Regions from separate parts of the Homo sapiens genome. Here region 2 is linked to region 1. Evidence: read pairs that join two places in POLR2A ChIA-PET (ENCODE). Cell type or tissue: Panc1. All regions are shown on one strand. Links, peaks and the distances in the headings refer to the core of each region. The heading gives the core; the rest is flanking DNA. Region 1 holds the start of PCF11-AS1 (PCF11 antisense RNA 1). Region 2 overlaps LOC124902725 (a long non-coding RNA gene).

Region 1 (10,682 bases), core at 3,683-7,682:
ACAATAAATAGAAACTCAACAAATCTGAGGAAGAAAAGGAAAAAAAATGGTATTGGAAACAAAGGAGCCCATGGACGGAGGATGGCTTGAGCCCAGGAGGTTGAGGTTGCAGTGAGCCATGATTGCACCACTGCACTCCAGCCTGGTCAACAGAGCTAGACACTGTCTCAGAAAAAAAAAAAGAAACAGGCCGGGCATGGTGGCTCACGCCTGTAATCCCAGCACTTTGGGAGACCAAGGCAGGCGGATCATGAGGTCAAGAGATCGAGACCATCCCAGCCAGCATGGTGAAACCCCATCTCTACTAAAAATACAAAAATTAGCTGGGCGTGGTGGCAGGCGCCTGTAGTCCCAGCTACGTGGGAGGCTGGGGCAGGAGAATTGCTTGAACCCCCAGGAGGTGGAGGTTGCAGTAAGCCGAGATCGCGCCACTGCACTCCAGCTTGGCGACAGAGTGAGAGTCCGTCTCAGGGAAAAAAAAAAAAAAAGGGCAAAGGGACATCTTACAAAGGAGACTGTGAAAATCAGAAAGAAATTATTTTGTATAACATTATACACGTTGAGCACCCCTTATCCAAAATCTGAGATTTTCAGTCCTTATCCAAAATCTGAAATCCTTATCCAAAATCTGAGTGGCTGAGATCACGCCACTGCACTCCAGCCTGGGCAACACAGCGAGACTCTGTCTCAAAAACAATAAAGTGAGTGTGGTCCAGAAGAGATTAAGAAGCTAAGAAAAGCACACTGGTTTTAGCAAGAAGTCATTGATAATAAGAGTAATTTTAATAAAAAAGCTAAGATGCAATATCCAGACTGCATGGGATTTCAAGGTAAGTGCCTGACTATGGAAGAAATTTTTTTTTCTTTTTTTTTTGAGACAGAGTCTCGCTGTGTCACCCAGGCTGGAGTGCAGTGGCGCAATCTTGGCTTACTGCAAGCTGCCTCCTGGGTTCACTCCATTCTCCTGCCTCAGCCTCTCCGAGTAGCTGGGACTACGGGCGCCCACCACCACGTCCAGCTAATTTTTTTATTTTTAGTAGAGACGGGGTTTCACCGTGGTCTCGATCTCCTGACCTTGTGATCCGCCCGCCTCGTCTTCCCAAAGTGCTGGGATTACAAGCGTGAGCCACCGCGCCCAGCCTGGAAGAAGTTTCTTAAGTGAAACAGGGTTCAGAATACATCCTGGAGTGGTCATCTCAGTATTCTAGAGAACTGGAACCTTTTGTGAGTAGGAAGGAAGGTATGATTCCAGTTAGTAAATATGACTAGTCCTCCACTTCTACCTCAGTTTTTCTAAAGTGGGGTGATAAAGCAGGATATCATAAATCAGCTTTTTATATCTTGTTTCAGAGAAGGGAGCAGGGCCAACCCCAGGCAAAAACAAAAAACGAAGTGGATATTGGTGACAGTCTGTACTCCTTTCTGCCTATGTGCCATTTTCTGTTATTTCCCAGTCATTCTTGTTCTTCTTTTGGTGCTCACTCCCAAATCTTCACAGGGGTACTCCTTGGGTACCTTTTGGCTCTTATTTAGCTACTCTTCCCCACCTGCTCAACACAATGCCCATTATCTCTGGGAGCTGACCCCATTTAGGATTAGGAAAAAACTTCCCAATTCTACAAGAGTGCAGGTCTTTCTTGATAATAGTCTTTATTTTCCATTTCTACCTCCATTTAGGCAGCTACATTTTTCCACCTGCAGCATGGTTAGATGCCTCCTCAGATTTTCCTGAATATTTTGTGTAAACCTCCATTAGGTTGCTTACTTGGTACTAAATTGTAAGGTCAGTCATATAAAAAATATGTATATACTAAGCTGTTATATGAGAATGTTTTAATTTTTTATATGTAATTCCTTATTTTTCTTCCCAAAGCTTTTTATTTTTAGCTGAATTGCAATGAGATTGCTTTCTATTTTCCAAAGCATCAAAGTTGGACATTTTCAGTGGGAAAATTACACTAAAACCAGGAGGATATAAACTTAATGAAATCTTTAGATTTTAGGAAACACATACTTTTCCTTTTACTTGTTCTCTCAAACTTCAATTCAATTTAAAAGAAAATGTTCCATCATCTCTGAGGCTTCATTTAATTTTCCTTACTGCACTTTACAGTGTTAGATTACTACTTCTAGCTAACAGTGTTATGTATTGACTCTTTTTCTATCTTTGGGGATGCTGTTGATGTTGATTTCTGAATTATTTACCAGATCTGGCTGTTCATTAGAAAAAACTATGGAGCTTGAATACTAGAAGTGCCCCTGAATGCGAATCAACTAAATGAGACTCTCCAGAGATTAGGAATCTCTTAATATTCACTAATTCTAAGCCAGGTGTAGTGGTGTGCACCTGTAATCTAGTTACTTGGGAGGCTGAGGTGGGAGACTGGCTTGATCCCAGGAGTTCGAGGCCAGCCTGGACAACCTGGTAAGGCCCCATCTCTAAATTTAGTATTAAAATTTGTTTTAAATTCACTATAATTCTAATGCACAGCCAAATATGGGGCAGATCTGGATCACTGCCTTACATCTGGCCTTCTACCTCAAAGAGAAAATAAGAATTGAACTCAAACCCAACTGTAAATACTAGTGGCCATCTTGGAGAACACTGGCCCACCTCCATTCCAAAGCTAAATCCTTCCTGTGCTTTTATTTTTTTTGGCAGACAGTGTCCCTCTGGTTTTTCATATATTTGGTAGCGACGGAGTTTCACCATGTTGCCCAGGCTGGTCTTGAACTCCTACACTCAAGCAATCTACCCACTTCATCCTCCCAAAGTGCTGGAATTACAGGCATGAGCCACTGTGCCCCGCCCCTCCTGTGCTATTGTTGATACTATCTTGTTACAACCTTGAGACTGGTATACCGGTCATCTCCATCTTCAACCCATTTCTCCACTGAGCTCCTCTTAACATGCTAATGCCTCTCCTATTTGTCTAACTACAATTCAATCTCTGGAGTTAAACTTCATTTAAAAAAATAGCTTTTAATATTTTGTTACCTCTCATCCACACTACCCATTGCACCAGGTGTTGGCACCCATACTCAGCTGTTCTTAGGTCAACAGTTAGAGTATTTCTGAGTCTTACATATTTTCTTGACTTCATTTTGTTGACTACCTCGTCCATTGAAATTTTCTTCCTGCGCACACCTGTAATCCCAGCACTCTGGGAGGCCAAGACGGGCAGATCACTTAAGGTCAGGAGTTCGAGACCAGCCTGGCCAACGTGGTGAAACCCCGCCTCTACTCAAAATATAAAAATTAGCCAGGCGTGGTGGCGGGCACCTGTAATCCCAGCTACTTGGGAGGCTGAGACAGGAGAATCACTTGAACCCAGGAGGCAGAGGTTGCAGTGAGCCGAGATTGTGCCACTGCACTGAGCCGAGATTGTGCTACTGCACTGATCCAGCCTGAGCAACATAGCAAGACTGTCTCAAAAAAAGAAAAAAAAAAATTTTCCCATTGCTGGTTTTCCCATTTTCTTTTTGACCTTCCCACCTACCAGTCTTTGTTCCCCCATCCTTGACCCTCTTCTCCATGTGGATACCGTTGATACACTTTTAGGTTTGAATATCACCTTCCTTTTAGAATGTTCCATACCTTTAAGCATTTGATAAAAGCTATGGTGGTTTCCCCAGAAAAATGTTCAACAGGAAGTTTTGCCTACATTTTTGGATTCACAGACCTCAGTTCCTATGGCAGTGTTCATATACGTAAGTTCAGCTGTTACGTGTTTACAACTCAAATCCAATGGCTACCAGTTTTCCCACTGGACCTCTCTGGATTTAGCAATCTCTAAAATTGTATTCACTTGATTCTTAAAAAAATAAAAAAGCTTAAATGCAGATAGGATGTCACCCTGTTTAAAATTTCTAGTGGCTGCTCTGGTCATCAGTTTAATAAAAATTCCTTAGCATGACCAAGAAGGCTCTTCACTACTTAAAAATAAAGGCTGGGCACGTGGCTCATGCCTGTAATCCCAGCACTCTGGGAGGCCAAGGCAGTAGGATCACTTGAGCCCAGGAATTCGAAACCAGCCTGGACTACGTAGTGAGACTCCATTTCTACTAAAAAAATTAATGGCTCATCATAATCTATTCAAAACTACTGAGTTTTAACCATAAGAAGTCAATTTTTGAAAACACAAAAGTATTTTAAGCCTTTACATTTGCTGTTCATTTTCCAAAGATACCCTTCCCATCAGTATGGACTCCACTCCTGGTTATCCTCCAAGACTCAAATGTCACCACTTTTGTAGAATCTTCCTTAGCCACCTTCCAGTAGTTTGGTGTGCTTATTTCTATCCTAACAATCAATTTGGGGGTATCTTTTAAAATTGCAGAAATTGTATGGAATTAGAGGAAACAAAGCCACGTTCAAATTCTTATAAAAATTTTAAAGTGAGTGGCTTAATTTCATCTGTAAAGTGGGGACACCATCTACCATGTAGTTATTAGATGTGAATACCAGAGAAAATACATGTAGAAAGTGCTAGTGCCTGCCACATACTATGTGCTCAATAAAACTCAGTGTTTTATATGCCTATCTCCAATAAATGGCAGAAAAGACTAACCTGTCTCAGAGTGCCTGGCTCATAGCAAGTACCATGTTCATGTTTCAAAAAACAGATGAAAGACAACAAGAAAGTCACATTCTAAAGCTTTTCAAGAAATAAAGAAGTACAAACAAAGTTTCTTCATCATTCTATTTATTACATGTATGAATATTAACATCTCATGGTGTCCATCTAAGTCAAAACCAACAAAAGAAAAAAGTTAACCATATCTCAAGCAAACATTCTTACAGATTCCCGTTACTTAAAATAGAAATATGTTCATCTGCATTAAATCATTTGACAATTTGAAAAAGTCTTTAAAAAAAAAATCACCTTTAGTACTTAAATATATTTGTTAATTGTTTGATGGCATCAGTGTCCAAGTTCAAGAATAAAACTTTGCATCATTAGATATTTTCAAAAGTGAACATCTGGATGGTTCTCTATACCTGGAGATGTGTTTGTGTATATATATATATATATCTGCAAAATATGTCCTATTTTATCTTTAAAATTTTTTCAAAATCTGGCTTTTCTATTTGAGAAAAGCCCTACGGTGCTCTCTCGGAACCCCCTTTTGAAGGATGAAACCTCAAACTTGCTTCTTTAATCAGTGGGAGGCTACTAGAAAAAAAATCTTATGTTGAGGTTGCTGTTCAATTCCATTTTTACCCAATAAAAAGTACAGAAACTATTTGATGGTGTGCATAAATATTACACTCCATGAATAGCAAAAATATTTTTTATTTATAATTTACAGTTGCACAGTGAAAAATCGTACATTTTTACACATACAATTTCATTTCGTTAAATTTGCACACATCTACAGAACTTTCACACAACAAGCACCTGAAACTCTGCAGGCAGTAGGAAATGCAAATACTAAAATGTATTTATTAACCAAATGATAGCTGAAGGCCCTGCCTCAGCCAGACAATTTATATAGATATGTCTATATATACATAAAAAAATTCTTCACCTTCTAGATCCAACAGCAGCTTTTTTAAAAAAGAAAAACATACCTTTCTCATTTTATTTAAACTGACTCGACTGTGTCATTTTCTGTTTTAATTTCAGAGGGTGTTGCTATGCTTTCCTCTGTACAAGCTGGTGGTGTATCAATTCGTTCTTCCTTAACTTTGGGACTGTCACAGGGTTCCTGCAATTCGTTTTTGACAATGTTCAACATAATATTCAAGGGGTTTTCAACTGGTGTCTTGCTGGGAGATGGTGTACAATCAAATGAAGATGTCTACAAAATGAAAGGCCCTATGAGTACTGATGAAAGTTCAAAATTCTCACATTAAATAACATTTAGTCTTGTAAGACCCTTGTATGAACAAGAGAACACACATACAACCAAATGCAAATGAAACACCTGCCTCCCAACAAAATGTGCCATAAAGACAACCAGAAATAAAATATATATTGCACGTTCAATATGTACTCAGCAGTGAGTTAAGCAGTTAACAGCTAAGTTATAGGACATTATACAGCCAAAAAAAGTTGATTAGACATGCTTCTACATTTTAATCTCTACATAGATGTTAAACTCATACATATATCCTGGGACTTGTTACTACCCTAATTTCAAATAGTCTGAGGATTTTTTAAATCCCCACAAACCATCACCCTCAACACTAGTCTTCTGACAACCTAAATAAACCTTCCAAATTGCCTCCAACCCATTATCTCTAAAAACCTATTTATTCCATTACTTGATTTTAAAAACAGACTACAAATATGACCATTTGAACTTTTTTTTTTTTTTTTTTTTTTGAGACAGAGCTCACTCTTGTCGCACAGGTTGCAGTGCAGTGGCATGAACTCAGCTCACTGCAACCTCCACCTCCTGGATTCAAACAATTCTCCTGCCTCAGCCTCACAATCAGGTGGAACTATAGGCACCCGCCACCATGCCTGGCTAATTTTTGTATTTTTAGTAGAGACAGGGTTTCACCATGTTGGCCAGGCTGTTCTCGAACTCCTGACCTCAGGTGATCCACTCGCCTCGGCCTCCCAAAAGTGCTGGGATTACAGGCATGAGCCACCACGCCCAGCCGACCATTTGAACTTTTAAGGTCAACGACTGGTATCATTTTTAGATTCCGTATGTGATCATTAAAAAGTATACCTATTTTGGCCGAGCACGGTGGCTCACGCCTATAATCCTAGCACTTTGGGAGGCCAAGGTGGGTGGATCACTTGAGGTCAGGAGTTCAAGACCAGCCTGACCAATGTGGTGAAACCCTGTCTCTACTAAAAATACAAAATTAGCCAGGTGTGGTGGTGCACGCCTGTAATCCCAGCTACTTGGGAAGCAGGGGCAGGAGAATCCCTTGAACCCAGGAGGTGGAGGTTGCAGTGAGCCGAGATTGCGCCATTGCACTCCAGCCTGGGCAACAAGAGCGAAACTTTGTCTCAGAACAAAACAACAAAAAGAATATACCTATTTAGATGGCTGAATAGAGATGTAAGAAAAAAAAATAGCAGTAAATGCTACCCATAGCTCTAGAAACGTATCCCCATCAGGATCCTTATCTTCACTTTTCCTCACATTTCTTTGGGCCTAGTGGACTAGTAAAAGATACCATGATTCAAGTGAATAAAATGCAAGGAATGATAAATTTCAAAATTTTAATTGTTTGCGTTATCACAGAAAATGATATTCATATATGTCAATTCTGTCAATCTGGCACCAGTTTTTACTGAACAACCTAAATGCTATATCAAAAAACAAAAACAGTTCAATATATTAAGTTTAAAATAACAATATTGCTCTGATGCAAAAAAAAAACTGAAAAGTAAAATTTATTAATGCAAATGAGAACAAATACAGTAACCAAAAAGAACTTACATTTTGATAATCTTCATAACATGATGGATGATAAATCTGAAGCAAAAAGAAAAAAAGTAAATATGTGCGTATTCATTTCTAATGGGCTATTCTGATATTTCTTTTTAACTTTAAGCCAGAAGATAGTCTTTGGAAAGAAGACAAAAATTATTTGGTCCCAAAATGGATAAAACCAAATTTTCATCCTTATGCTTAAAGAGTCTGAAAAACTGACTTCTCTTGGCCCATTTAAGTATCTAGCCTAACTTGCTTTGTTTTCAGCACAGTATAGTTTGATGATGAAATATAAATCCACAATCAAAATAGTGTGGGTCGACAGAAAAACGACTAACTAGATTCAGAAGACCTAGTCCTGGGTCTGTCACTGACTAATAGTGCAACCTCCTGTGTAAAGTGTACAGAACCGGGTGACTGCTAAGATCCCTTCTAATTCAAACATTCTATTACTAAAGTCCAATACCCTTTTTATTAAGACCAAAAATCAAACAAAAACTATTATGAACCGCCTCCTTTCAAAGTAATGTGTTAACCCAACAAAAAAACACTAATCTTAACACTTCCTTATAAAGAAATGAAAATTACCTTTCCATCTACTCTAATAGCATTTTTCAAATGCCATTCCTCCTCTTCTTCATCCCAGTATTGTTCAAATTGTTCTTGACAGATTTCACAACTCTAAAATAGAATCATATAAAATGAAATTTACATAATAGACCATATTTAACCCCATTAAGTAAAAATATACAAACACTGTTAAGTGGAGTAAAGAATTTATGAGTGTTCCAAAAGTTTGAATAATGTCCAATATACAGTATGATTCAAAATACATTTATGGGATTCTGTCAATCTTTCCAGTAAAAAGAGTAAACATTTCACTGCTTTTGGCCACTGTAGTTATGAAACTCAAAGCTAGATTGTAAGAGTAAAATTGAAGAGTAGAGCTTTCAAGAAGTCTTAAAATCATTAAAACAGGGATATAAATATAGTGATGTGTTTATGAGTATTTACATAAAGGAAGTGAGGGACACTCCCACTGTGAGAAAACTTAAACGTTCTTCTCTCACCTCAACTGCTCCAGCTGGTCCAGCAGGTACACTTTGGAACTCTTTTTCTTTAGCAGCCTCTTGAGTTTTGAGCACAACTTCTTCATGCACCTTTTCAAAAAACTGGCTCTTTGCCCGTTCTTCCAGATCAGCTATCTCCTCAAATTCTATCCAGTCCTTAAAAGGAGTTGATTTTTAAAAGATTATTCCATTTATTTCTAAATTTTTACTGTGTATCTTCAATATAATGCCATTTAAAGGTAGGGGTATACTATTTTCTACATTATGCTCTAATATTATTTAAAATTATACTTTGAAACATATAACTAATGACAACATGAAACTAATAATTAAGATCTTTTCCATTAACTCTATAGTTACAACTACTAATTCAAAAAAGACAAGCTTCAAGTATATTTTTTTTTTTACAAAAAACAGTCCTAGAGCCTGGGAATTTTAGAGCTAGAACAAGCCTGTAGGCTACACTCTAATCTTAATTAAAAAAAAAAAAATTCCCTTCAAAATTCATTTTTTAAAAAATGTGTTTATATTCCAGGGGTCAAAGCCTTGGACTTTTAGAGCTAGAACAAGCCTGTATGCTATACTCTAATCTTAATTTAAAAAAAAAAATACTCTTCAAAATTCATTTTTTAAAAAATCTGTTTATATTCTAGGGGTCAAATTTTATTCAGGAAATTTCAATGTTAGATTCCAGCAGTTATTAAAATTATTAAATTACTTAATTAAAATTAAATTTTAATAATTATTAAAATTAATATACTTTTAGAATGATATAATTTAAGCCTAAAAGATACTATGGAGGCACATGGGTTACTTACTGTTAAACTGTAGTACCAACGTCTATGAGTGACTTTTCGGCTAACATCCTTTTCAGTTCTATTTTGCCGATAATGCCAGTCCAAATGATCTGCATAAACATCTGTCTGTGATGTTGTAAACCTCATTCCACAAGAGTAACACTGAATACCAGTGTACAGTCGATTTATAACACTGTCATAACGTCTATTTTGAAAAAGAAATAATCTTTAGTGTTGATAATATGGCTTAATGGCCTTTAAAAGCCAATTACAAATATTTCAATTTTCCATACTGTAACAATGGTGAAACCAAGAGCTGGCTGAAACAGTTAATACCCAAAGATCAGTATTATTCTCTAACAATGTGATTGACCCTCTTTACCTTAACTTTGGTGACTTTTGGAAGATGGAGCCTGTCTTCTTATTGATAGCCCTGACCCAGTTATTTATTTCCTTTTAGCTAAAAATGAAATGATCCTGTGCTAGCTAACAAGGCAATAGTTAGCTTATTTTAGTTTGGAGTCAAGTCAAGATGGACATGGCAGAACAGTTAAATTTCACCTCTCTAGATCTTTGGCATTCTGAATAATTCAACTTCTCCACTCTGGTGTAACAGTGAAAAAAGGACAGAAGAAATAATAATAGTATGGATAACTAAAGAGAAAACTTAGAATACCATTGGGAAACAATAATTAGTTTGCTGTGGTCAACAAATAATTAGTTTTTTAAATTCTGGGCTCCCTATTTGGGAAGAAACAGGTATATATAGAAGACCAAGTAAGTGAACAAACAGAGCAGTTATTAACTCCAAGAAAAAAAAAAAAAATAGCCGGGCACAGCGGCTCACGCCTGTAATCCCAGCACTTTGGGAGGCCAAGGTGGGCAGATCACGAGGTCAGGAGCTCAAGACCAACCTGACCAACGTGGTGAAACCCTGTCCCTACTAAAAATACAAAAATTAGCTGGGTGTGGTGGCACATGCCTGTAATCCCAGCTACTTAGGAGGCTGAGGCAGGAGAATCACTTGAATCGGGAGGCGGAGGATGCAGTGAGCCAAGATCACGCCACTGCACTCCAGCCTGGGCCACAGAGTGAGACTCCATCTCAAAAAAAAAAAAAAAAAAATAGAATAAAGCAAATAACAGAACACTGGTACTTTGTTACAGCAACAAAATAAACATCTAGTCACAATATTAATACTGAATAATAAAAAACAGTCTTATAACTACATGGAGGGGAGTTAGTAGGACACTACAAGAGCTAGCTAAATCCACCCCCCGCCCGTTTTTTTTGGAGACGGAGTCTCGCGCTCTGTCACCCAGGATGCAGTGCAGTGGCCCGATCTCAGCTCACTAAAGCCTCCGCCTCCTGGGTTCAAGCAATTCTCCCCACCTCAGCCTCCCGAGTAGCT
Region 2 (10,682 bases), core at 2,444-6,443, 74 kb after region 1:
GGTGATCTGCCATAACTTGCTTAACCATTGCTCTGTGCCTGATGAAAAAACTTTGCCAGAGTAGTCTCTCTACCACTCTGAATCCCTTGTCCCTTGCTCACCTCCTCAATGGCAACCACTCCCCTTAACCCCTGTATATCACTCCAGAGATATTTTAATATTTAATATATATGTATATATTTTTTAAAATTTTATAAAAATTATACTACATACACTGCTCTGCACTTCACTTTTAAACTTTATTTCAGAGATCTTTCCGTATCAGTACACGCACATCACTTTTTTTTTTTTTTGAGACAGTTTCCGTCTGATGCCCAGGCTGGAGTGCAGTGGCGTGATCTCGGCTCACTGCAATCTCCGTCATTTGGACTCAAGTGAGTCTTGTGCCTCAGACTCCTGAGTAGCTGGGATCACAGGTGTGCATCACCACATCCAGCTAATTTTTGTATTTTTAGTAGAGACAGGGTTTCACCATATTGCCCAGGCTGTTCTTGGAACTCCTGGCTTCAAGTGATCTGCCTGCCTCGGCCTCCCAAAGTGCTGGGATTACAGATGTGAACCAGTGCACCCAGCCTGCATTATTCTTTTTAATGGCTCCGTAGGATTACATTTTATGGATACACTGCAGTTTACATAACCATTACCCTGTTGATAGACATTTTGGCTATTTCCCATCTTTTGGGATGCTTATGTTATGATACTGCAATGAATATTCTTTGTATATATCTTTGCATGTGTATTTCTGTAGGATAAATTAAAAATGTTGGGTCAAACTTTTGGTCATTCTTGATAAATATTAAGAAATTATTCTCTAGGCCAAACGTGGTGGCTCATGCCTATAATCCCAGCACTTTGGGAGGCTGAAGCGAGGGCAGATGGCTTGAGGCCAGGGGTTTGAGACCAGTCTGGCCAACATGGCAAAACCTTGTCTCTACTAAAAATACAAAAATTAGCCAGGCGTGGTGGTATACACATGTGATTCCAGCTATTCGGGAGGCTGAAGCACAAGAATTGCTTGAAACTGGGAGGCAGAGGTTGCCGTGAGGTGAGATCAGGCCATTGCACTATAGCCTGGGTGACAGAGTGAGACCCTGTCTCAAAAAAAAAAAAAAAAAAATCTGTTATCTAAAATGATGGTTCCAATTTGTCCTCCTATAAACTTTGAGAATGTTTCCCCACATCCTGGCCAAAATAATTTATGGTCAAACTTGTTGATGTTTGCCAAACTGATGAAAGCTAATATCTTAGTTTTAATTTGCACATCCCTTATTTTAAGTGAACATCTTTTTCATGTGTTTTAAAGTCAGTTATAGACTGGGCACGGTGGCACACGCCTGTAATCCCAGCACTTTGGGAAAGCAAGGTGGGTGGATCACCTAAGGTCAGGAGTTCAAAACCAGCCTGGCCAACATGGTGAAACCCCGTCTCTACTAAAAAATATAAAAATTAGCCAGGCGTGGTGGCACACACCTGTAATCCCAGCTGCTTGGGAAGCTGAGGCACGAGAATCTCTTAAACCCAGGAGGTGGAGGCTGCAGCGAGCCAATATTGTGCCACTGCACTCCAGCCTGGGTGACAGTGCAAGACTTCGTCTCAAATAAAATAAAAAGTTAGTTATAGATCTTTTGTTCAGAAAGTTTGCTATAACCTAATCCAATCACAGAAAACGTCAGAAGCTGATAGAATGGGGTGGTAAACATGGAACATGCTGTTTGACTATGGAGATGCAAGATGAAGGAGACAAGATCCCTGCAATATAAAGATTGGTCATTAAAATTATTTAGGCAAGAAATGTTGACTCATAATCAGAACTGTGTTTTGAGAAGCTCTGGACAGTGTGGAAGATGGAATGGAAGTGGCAAGACTAGAGGGAGTGAAAAAAATTAGTTAAAAGGTCGTTGCAATCCTGAACTGAGAATTCAGGAAAGAATGAAAATTATGAAACCAATTGGAAAAGCATTGCAGAAGCCAAATCAAAAGAACTTGATGACACAATAAATGTCGGGTAAGGAGAGAGAGAAATTACTTAGGCAAATGAATGGCTTAAAAAGAAAGGGAATACATGGTAGGGAATTTGCTCTCTGACATTACTAAACACCTACTAAGTAAGGGTTTATGTTAGTTATATATACATTTATGTATATGGAAATCAAATGAGTGAAAATAAACACATTGCATTTATCCAATTTCACAGCATCTTTATTAGGGAAATATTATAATCTATTTAAGTATGAAAAAATTAGAAAAGTAACATGTGCAAGATAAAAAAAACTATTAGATTTCTCCAAAACATTCATATCAGAATGCAAAGTCAGACATCTCTGATAGGATAACCAATGATTTTTATTTTATTTTATTTTATTTTATTTTAGAGGCAGGGTCTCACTATGTTGCCCAGGCTGGTCTTGAATTCCTGGGCTCAAGTGATCCTCTCACCTCAGCCTCCTAAAGTGCTGAGATAATAGGTATGAGCCACCACACCTGGCCACCAATGCTGTTTATACTAGTTCAAATTACCTAGATTTAAAGAAAACATTCAGGGAGAAAAATTATCTTACATCATGCAGGATGCAAAATGCCCACAACACTTGCACCAGGAATTATTCCCCGAGCTATCAGATCATCAGTTTAATTTAAACATGGCAATTCTCAGAGGAACCCATTATAACTCACAGCTGTCTCTAATTCTGAATTGACCAGGGTTACCCCCTTTATAGAAAAATCACTCTTCTCCCCTTGTCATTTTTCTGCAACTCATTTGGGAAAACACATCAAATTGTATTAAGACTTTTGATACTGTAAATTTAGTCCTATTCAAATGCTGCATTAAAATGCCTTATCAAGAAGATAATATCTTCATTAAATATATTGATGGTTAACTAGGATGAGGATTTTGAACACATGATTAACATAACTATTAATACTTTGGAAGAGTAGTGGACTGTTGCCCATTTTAAAAAAAGGTTGATTATTTGGAAATGGATATTATAATCGTGTCTGTTGTCTGTAAAAGCAGACTTTGTATCATCGCTTATCTTGGATAAATCAAATATTTCTATTTCACTTGTAACATTTATCAACATTTATCAACTTCCTTCCATATGTGTTATTAGTTTTATTCCCAGGCTTTTCAGTCGACAAATACTTTTGTAATGGTAATCAGCTAGTATTTGCTGAGCCTAGCAAGGTAATTGATTACATAGTTGTTTAGTATATTGTTTCCAAAGCTAGTCATACACTTGATATAATAAATTCCTAAAAAGACAGGGTTTTTTTTTTTTTTTTTTAGGTTGAGCCTGGTGGCTAATGCCTGTAATCCTAGCACTTTGGGAAGCTGAGATGGGAAGACTGCTTGAGCCCAGGAGTTCTGTGCTGCAGAAGGCCATGATCCCACCACTGCACTTCAGTAGGAACAGAGCGAGAACTTGTCTCTAATAATAAAAAAAAAAAGTACACATTAAACCAAAATGAAAGTATGAATTGATACCATCATTGCTTGGCCACTTTCTGGCAGACTGGATTTGAAGGCTGTGAGTCAGTCATTAAGGCACATGAAGAAATTAATGAAGACCATCCAGTGGAAATTCATGAATATTTGTCAATGCTTGAGAATTACACTGGTGCTGTGGATAATATGCTAAAGACCATGATGTCTGTTTCTTGAAATGAGTTGTTGCAGAAGTTGGACCCACTTAAACAAGTGAAAGTGGATTTAGTTTCTATGTACACATTAAATTTAAAGTTTTGAGTTTATTTGGCAACTCAAGGAGTTAATACTAAGAAACAGCTAGTAAAGCAGGAAGGAATTGGAAAGAATCAGAATATATATGAACACAGTCAAGGAAATAACAGAAAAAGGCTGGCAAGCTGGACAGAGGTACATCTTCAACATTTGTAAAAAATGACCTCTGGGAACTGAAACCTAAAAATGCATCATAAAACTGTAGGGACTAAACTCTCCGGTTACTTAATAAGCTAGTAAAAGCTGGGTAAAGTGGATCATACCTGTAATCCTAGCATTTTGGGAGGCTGTGATCCCAGCACTTTGGGATTGCTTGAGCCTAGGAGTTTGAGACCATCCTGGTTAACATGATGAGACTCTGTCTCTACAAAAATTAGCTGGGCGTGGTGGTGCACGCCTGTAATTCCAGCTATTTGGGAGGCTGAGGCACAACAGTTGCTTGAACCTGGAGGTTGCAGTGAGTGGAGACTGTGCCACTACACTCTAGCCTGGGTAACAGGGTGAGACCCTGTCTCAAAAAACAAAAAAAAAGTTGTCAGTAGAGGCCTAGCACAGTGCCTCATGCGTGTAATCCCAGCCTTTGGGAGGCTGAGGCAGGAGAATCACTTGAACCCAGGAGTTCAAGACTGGCCTGGACAACATAAGGAGACCCTGTCTCTACAAAAAATGGAGAAAATTAGCCAGACATGATGGCACGTGCCTGTAGTCCCAGCTGCTGGAGAGGCTGAGGCAGGAGGATCAGTTGAGCCTTGGAAATCAAGGCTGCAGTGAGCTTTGATGGTGCCATTGCACTCCAGCCTGGGAAACAGAGTGAGACCCTGTCTCAAAAGACAAAACAAAAAACAAGAAACAAACAAAAAGCTGTCAATAAACAAAAAAGTAAACATTTAGTTTTTGGTTTTGATGTATACATATTCAAAAAGTATGTCATTTTTTCACAAAATAAATAATTATGTGGCAGTGCAAGGTTTAAATGTCTACTGTATTGAATTCATATGTAGATTTGCCATTTAAATTTTTGTTTGTTTGTTTTTGAGACAGGGTCTTGCTCTGTCACCCAGACTGGAGTGCAGTGGCATGAGCATGGCTCACTGCAACCTCGACCTCCTTGGTTTAATTAATCCTCCTATCTCAGCCTCCCAGATAGCTTGGGCTAAAGGCACATGCCACCATGCCCAGCTAATTTTTGTATTTATGTATTTAATTTTTTTGTAGAGATGCGGGTTTCACCATATATTGCCCAGGCTGATCTCCAACTCCTGGGCTCAAGCGATCCGCCTGCGTTGCCCTCCCAAAGTGCTAGGATTACAGGCATGAGCCACTGGTCCCAGTTACTTGAGAGGCTGAAGTGGAAGGATCTCTTGACCCCAGGAGGTTTAAGGCTGCATTCAGCCATGTTTGTGCCACTGCACTTCAGTCTGGGCAACAGAGTCAGATTCTGTCTCAAAAAAGAAAAAACAAAACAAAAGCAAAAACAAAAACAAACCAAAACAAACAAACAAAAAACCCAAAATTAACTCACAGAAATGTTAATAAGCAACATTCAAGCCAACAATGACCAGTTTGGAAACATAATGAAGAAAATAACTTTATCAACAATACCAACAAAAAAGATAAATGTCTGGAAATAAATTGATAAGAAGTGCACAAGATCTATATTAAAGTATTAAGTGACACAAACAATTTAAACCATTAGAAAGGTTGCTAAGCCTGAGCCACATTGCCCAGCCAGGAAAGAGACTTTCCAAAAGAGTTGTCCATTTCTATGAGCTTCTCCAGAGAAGGGAGTGAATCTTCATTACTTCCCCAGAGAAGGGAGTGGATCTTCATTATCCATGTTTTCTAGGGTCCCTCACAGTACCTGACAAAGAGCAGGGTTTGTGGAGTGAATTGAATAAATTGAATGGCTGACATGGGAGGTAGTGAGTTCTCTACCACTGGAAGTAGCCAGGAAATTGTAGTGAAACTGAGAATGCATCGGGTTAGAGACTCTTGATTATATTTACGGTCTCTTCTAATAAACTATGATTCTTATATTCTAAGATTTCCAAGAATTTTCCAAATCTTTAGAATAATATGATTAACCTTTCTCTGCCACATATTTGACCTCCAAAATATATCTCCCATCTCCCTACTTCTCTCTACCTCTACTGCCACTCTCTTAGCTCAAGATACCATCTTTTGTTACTGGACACCTAAATGATTTTCTTGATTCCACCTTTGCAGCCAGTGTAATCTTTTGATGTTGTAATCAGATTAGATTTAAGCAGGAGGGCTCTCCTGCTTAAAATCTCTTAATAGAAATCAGTGAAATAAAAAACAGGCAGGAAGAAGTAAATTACATGTTGTTTAAAAATTATATAAATTGCTTACCTGAGAAAAACAAGAGAATCAACTGAAAAACTATTACAAACAAGAAGAGAATTTAGTTCAGTGGTTGGATTACAGAATTAACTCACAGAATGACTGGTCTCAGTGGCTCATGCCTGTAATCCCAGCACTTTGGGAGGCCAAGGCAGGAGGATTGCTTAAGCCCAGGAATTTGAGACTAGCCTGGGCAATATAGAGAGACCTCATCTTTATAAAAATTAAAACAAAAAAATTTGCTAGGCATGGTGGTGCACGCCTGTGGTCCCATCTACTTGGGAGGCTGAAGTGTGAGGATCTCTTAAGCTCAGGAGGTTAAGGCTACATTCAGCCATGTTTGTACCACTATACTTCAGTCTGGGCAATAGAGTGAGATCCTGTCTCAAAAAAAAAAAAAAAAAAGAAAAAGCAAAAACAAAATAAACCAAAACAAACAAAAAACCCAAAATTAACTCACAGAAAGGTTAATAAGCAACATTCAAGCAAACGATGACCAGTTTGGAAACATAATGAAGAAAATAGCTTTATTAACAGTACCAACAAAAAAGATAAATGTCTAGAAATAAATTGATATATGCACAAGATCTATATTAAAGTATTAAGTGACACAAACAATTTGAACCACTAGAAAGGTAGCCCTTGGACAGGTGCAGTGGCTCACTTTGGGAGGCCGAGACGGGCAGATCACCTGAGGTCCAGAGTTCGAGACCAGCTTGCCCAACATAGCAAAACTGTCTCTACTAAAAATGCAAAAATTAGCCGGACGTGGTAGTGCATGCCTATAGTCCCAGCTACTCAGGAGGCTGAGGCAGGAGAATCACTTGAACCTGGGAGGCAGAGGTTGCAGTGAGCTGAGATTGTAACACTGCACTCCGGCCTGGGTAACAGAGTGAGACTCTGCCAAAAAAGAAAAGAAAAGAAAAGAAACAGAGAAAAAGATAGGAAGGCTCAACTTTTTTTTTTCTGAGGCAGGGTCTCACTTTGTCACCCAGGCTGGAGTGCAGTGGCACAATCTCAGTTCACTGCAGCCTTGACCTCCTGCCTCAGCCTCCCAAAGTGCTAGGATTACAGGTGTGAGTCACTGCACCTATCCGGAAAGCTCAACTTTATAAATAGAATCTATAACTTAAGCTCTCCTAATAAAAATCTAAATAGAATTTTGTCTTGGAATTAGATAAGCTGATTCCCAAATTTATATGAAAAATTAAATAAGAATAGAAATATATATTCCAAAAATAAATAAGAAGATCTACCAAATATTAAAACATTTTAAAGTTACAATAACTAAAAGAGTTCAGTGATCCAAAAAAAAACCCACAAAAGTGAAATCAAATACACATAGGAATTTAATCTATTATAAAGGTCTCATTTCAAATTATTGAGGAAAGATGGTTTATTTAATAACTGTTACATAAAAATCAGGATATCCATCTGGGAAAAAAATTAGCTTAGAGCCACACTGCATACTCAATGCTCAAAATAAACTCCAGATAAATAAATTATTTAATCATTATTTTTAAAGTACTTATAGAAAAGAGGAGACATTTTAGAATGTCAGAGTGAGGAAGAGGAAGAAATAAGCTGGCATTATTTACAAATGATATAGTTACATACATAGAAAATCCAAAAGAATCTACAGATAAATTATTAGAATTAAAAAGTGAATTTAAGAAGGTTGCTGGATAAAGGACCAGTATGCAAATCAGATATATTTCTACATACCAACAATAAACAGTTAGAAAACTTTTTTAAAAACATACAATTTCCACAGCATCTGAAGTTTCAAATAGGAATAAGTTCACACAAAGAAAAAGTACACAACCTGTACATAGAAAACTATAAATCTTACTGAGAGAAATTAAGGAAGAACTCAAGTTGTCTCTGAAGCCTGTTCCCAGAAGTGCTGCTGCTTGTCGTGAGCATATGGCTTTGAGGTTATGCCACAGAGTTGGAGTGCTGCCCTTGCAGACTCTGAGGGCCCATGGTTCCAGTGGGTGGCCTTGATGTGCTCCATGGCATCTGAAGGTGGTGTTCCTACTGATGGTGATGTGTCTGGACTGGAGATGTAGGTCATAATGGCTGCATGAAAGGGACTGGACCCATAGAATACACTACTCCAAAAGGAAGCTTCTGGCACCAAAGAAGACCCTAATTTAGTCTCCTCCATCACCAACAAGTGAATAGTGGGCTGCATCTGTGAAGAGTACAACAGTGCTGTCCTCTAGTTTTTGGCTGCACAAAGGTGAGACCCAGCAATGCCCTAACTGTGAAATCCATTACTATCTGGTGCCCCGCCAGTTGACCCACTGAGACTCTGCACTAAATTGCTCAAAATGCGCTGTAAAGTTTCTTCTTTCCAGTAAAGACTAGACATTGAATTGGCTCCTTCTCCCCCAACCCACCTGAAAAAAAAGAAGAACAACTAAATTAAGGAGAGGCTGTACCATATTCATGGATTGGAAGACCCAGTTACACTAAAGATACTGCTTCATCTCAGATTATCTACAGATTCAATGCAATTCCAATCCAAATTCCAAGAGGACTTGGTTTATAAGACTCCATAAGGTGATTCTCAAATTTATAGAAACATGGAAAGGACCCAGAATGGAAAATAAACTTTTGAAAAGGAGCAAGGTAGGAGTAATTGTCCCATTGAATATCAAGACTTATAAAGCTATAGCAATTAAGTCAGTATGGTAATGTTGCAAGGATAGAAAATACTAAGCCCAGAAATGAACTTCCATAAGGACATCTAATTTATGACAAAAATGACACTTCAGAACAGTAGGAAAAAGTTTTTCAATAAATGATGCTGGGTTATTAGATATCCAAGTGCTAAAAATGAAAAGATAATACAAAAACTCCAGGTGTACTATATTCCTAAATATGAAGGATAGAACAACACACCTTATAGGAGATAACACAGGAGCGTATCCACCTTGAGACGATGAAAAGTTCCTACACATAACCCAAAAAAGCACAATAAAGGAAAAGACTGATAACTTGACTACATGAAAATGAAGAGCTTTATTCATCAAGAGATAGCACTAGGAAAATGAAAAAGCAAACCAGAGTGACAGAAGATATATGCAACACATATAATCTACTAGGACTCATATCCCTAGTATACAAGAAAAACAGCTACAAATCATAAGAAAAAGTCTAAAAAATCTAATTTTATAAGTGGGCAAACGTCTTGAACAGGCACTTTGTAAAAGAAGATATCCAAATGGCCAATGAATGTCAGTATTCAGGGAAATGTTAATTAAAACAACAATGAAATATGACTGTGCACCCACGTAAGAGGACAGACAATCCCAATTGTTGGTGAAGACATGGAGCAACAGCTCTCATACATTGCTAATGGGAAGGTAAATTGGTATAACCAATCGGGAAAACTCTCTGTATTAGCTATGGAAGTTGAATATATACATTCCTACAACCCAGCAATTCTACTCCTAGGAATGTACTGGATAAGAATGCATGAATATGTGCATCAGGAGACATAAACAAGCATATTTATAGCAGCACTCAGCATTATTCATAGCAGCAAAAAACTGGAAACAACTAACATCATTATAAACAGTAGAATGAATAAATAAAAGCTGGCATATTTTTACAACAGAACACTACAGTGGAACAATAAACACACAACAACATATTAAGCTAAAGAAGTCAAATATAAAATAATATTACTACATAAATGATTTGATTCTTAAAGTTCAAAAACAAGCAAAAATTAAACTGTCATGTTTAGAAACTTATGTGGTAAAATTAGAAAGAAAAGCAAGAAGTTATTACCATAAATTCAGGATGGCGGTTATGTGTTGATGGGAGTGAGGGGGCACAAGGGGACTATGAGGATGATACCTTTTTTTTTTTTTTTTACAAACTCCTGTGTTGAGGGCTGACTGAATAGATCACAGCGAGGGAGCTGCTCGGCTATGTACGAAACCCCAACCCAAAAGCACATTTCTTGATATTGGTGGTGGTTACATGTGCTTGTTTTTGATCATTTATTGAGTTATATATTTTTGTCTGGTCAATTTTTCTGTATATGCATTACACTTAGCAATTTGAAAAAAATTTTTAAAATCCTCTCTCTAGAGAGACAGCAAATATGGCAAAATGTCAACAATTGCTGCAATAAGATGAAGGGTATATGAGTATTCTACTATTCTCCAACTTTTCTGTACATTTGAACATTTTTTTTAAAGTTGGAGAAAAACCTCTTTTGATCTAAATTCTCCTGTGGCCGGTGACCCATTTCAAATCCCTTACCCTTACAGCAAATTCCTTGAAAGTGTTGTCTACACTCTGAATCTCCAGTTTCTTTTCTCCAACTCTCTCCTGAACGTATTCCTACCCAGGTTTCATCTCCACTATAGCAGTGAAACTGCTCTTCTCAAGGTCATCGATAACTTCCCCATGGCTAAATCAAATGAATATGTGTTAGGCCGGCACTGTGGCTCGTTCCTGTAATCCCAGCAGTTTGGGAGGCTGAGGTGGGCGGATCACTTGAGGTCAGGAGTTGGAGACCAGCCTGGCCAACATGTCAAAACCCCATCTCAAC

What was found. Peaks named below come from ENCODE experiments on the same cell type or tissue, not always from the same donor. Only the 100,000 strongest peaks of a DNase experiment are listed, where the experiment ranks them.
Region 2: POLR2A ChIA-PET joins it to region 1 with 19 read pairs; 8 of 35 experiments call an interaction of 5 or more read pairs at or near these places.

What each region holds. Positions count from the first base shown.
Region 1 is chr11:83,179,802-83,190,483 of GRCh38, reverse strand. PCF11 (PCF11 cleavage and polyadenylation factor subunit) reads right to left here. Exons shown (of 16, transcript NM_001346413.3): 12 at 9,293-9,476; 13 at 8,475-8,630; 14 at 7,993-8,085; 15 at 7,411-7,446; 16 at 4,690-5,805. The coding sequence ends at 5,590. It overlaps ANKRD42-DT (ANKRD42 divergent transcript), which reads left to right. Exons shown (of 3, transcript NR_149009.1): 3 at 5,631-5,993. It overlaps PCF11-AS1 (PCF11 antisense RNA 1), which reads left to right and starts at 3,000. Exons shown (of 1, transcript NR_133914.1): 1 at 3,000-4,963. In Panc1, for the core only: no CTCF peak of the experiment used is centred there; no DNase peak of the experiment used is centred there.
Region 2 is chr11:83,104,308-83,114,989 of GRCh38, reverse strand. LOC124902725 (a long non-coding RNA gene) reads left to right here. Exons shown (of 2, transcript XR_007062802.1): 2 at 3,290-3,468. It also overlaps the pseudogene COX5BP4 and the pseudogene C1DP5. Among named protein-coding and RNA genes, the nearest start is that of LINC02951, 12 kb to the right of the region's middle. In Panc1, for the core only: no CTCF peak of the experiment used is centred there; no DNase peak of the experiment used is centred there.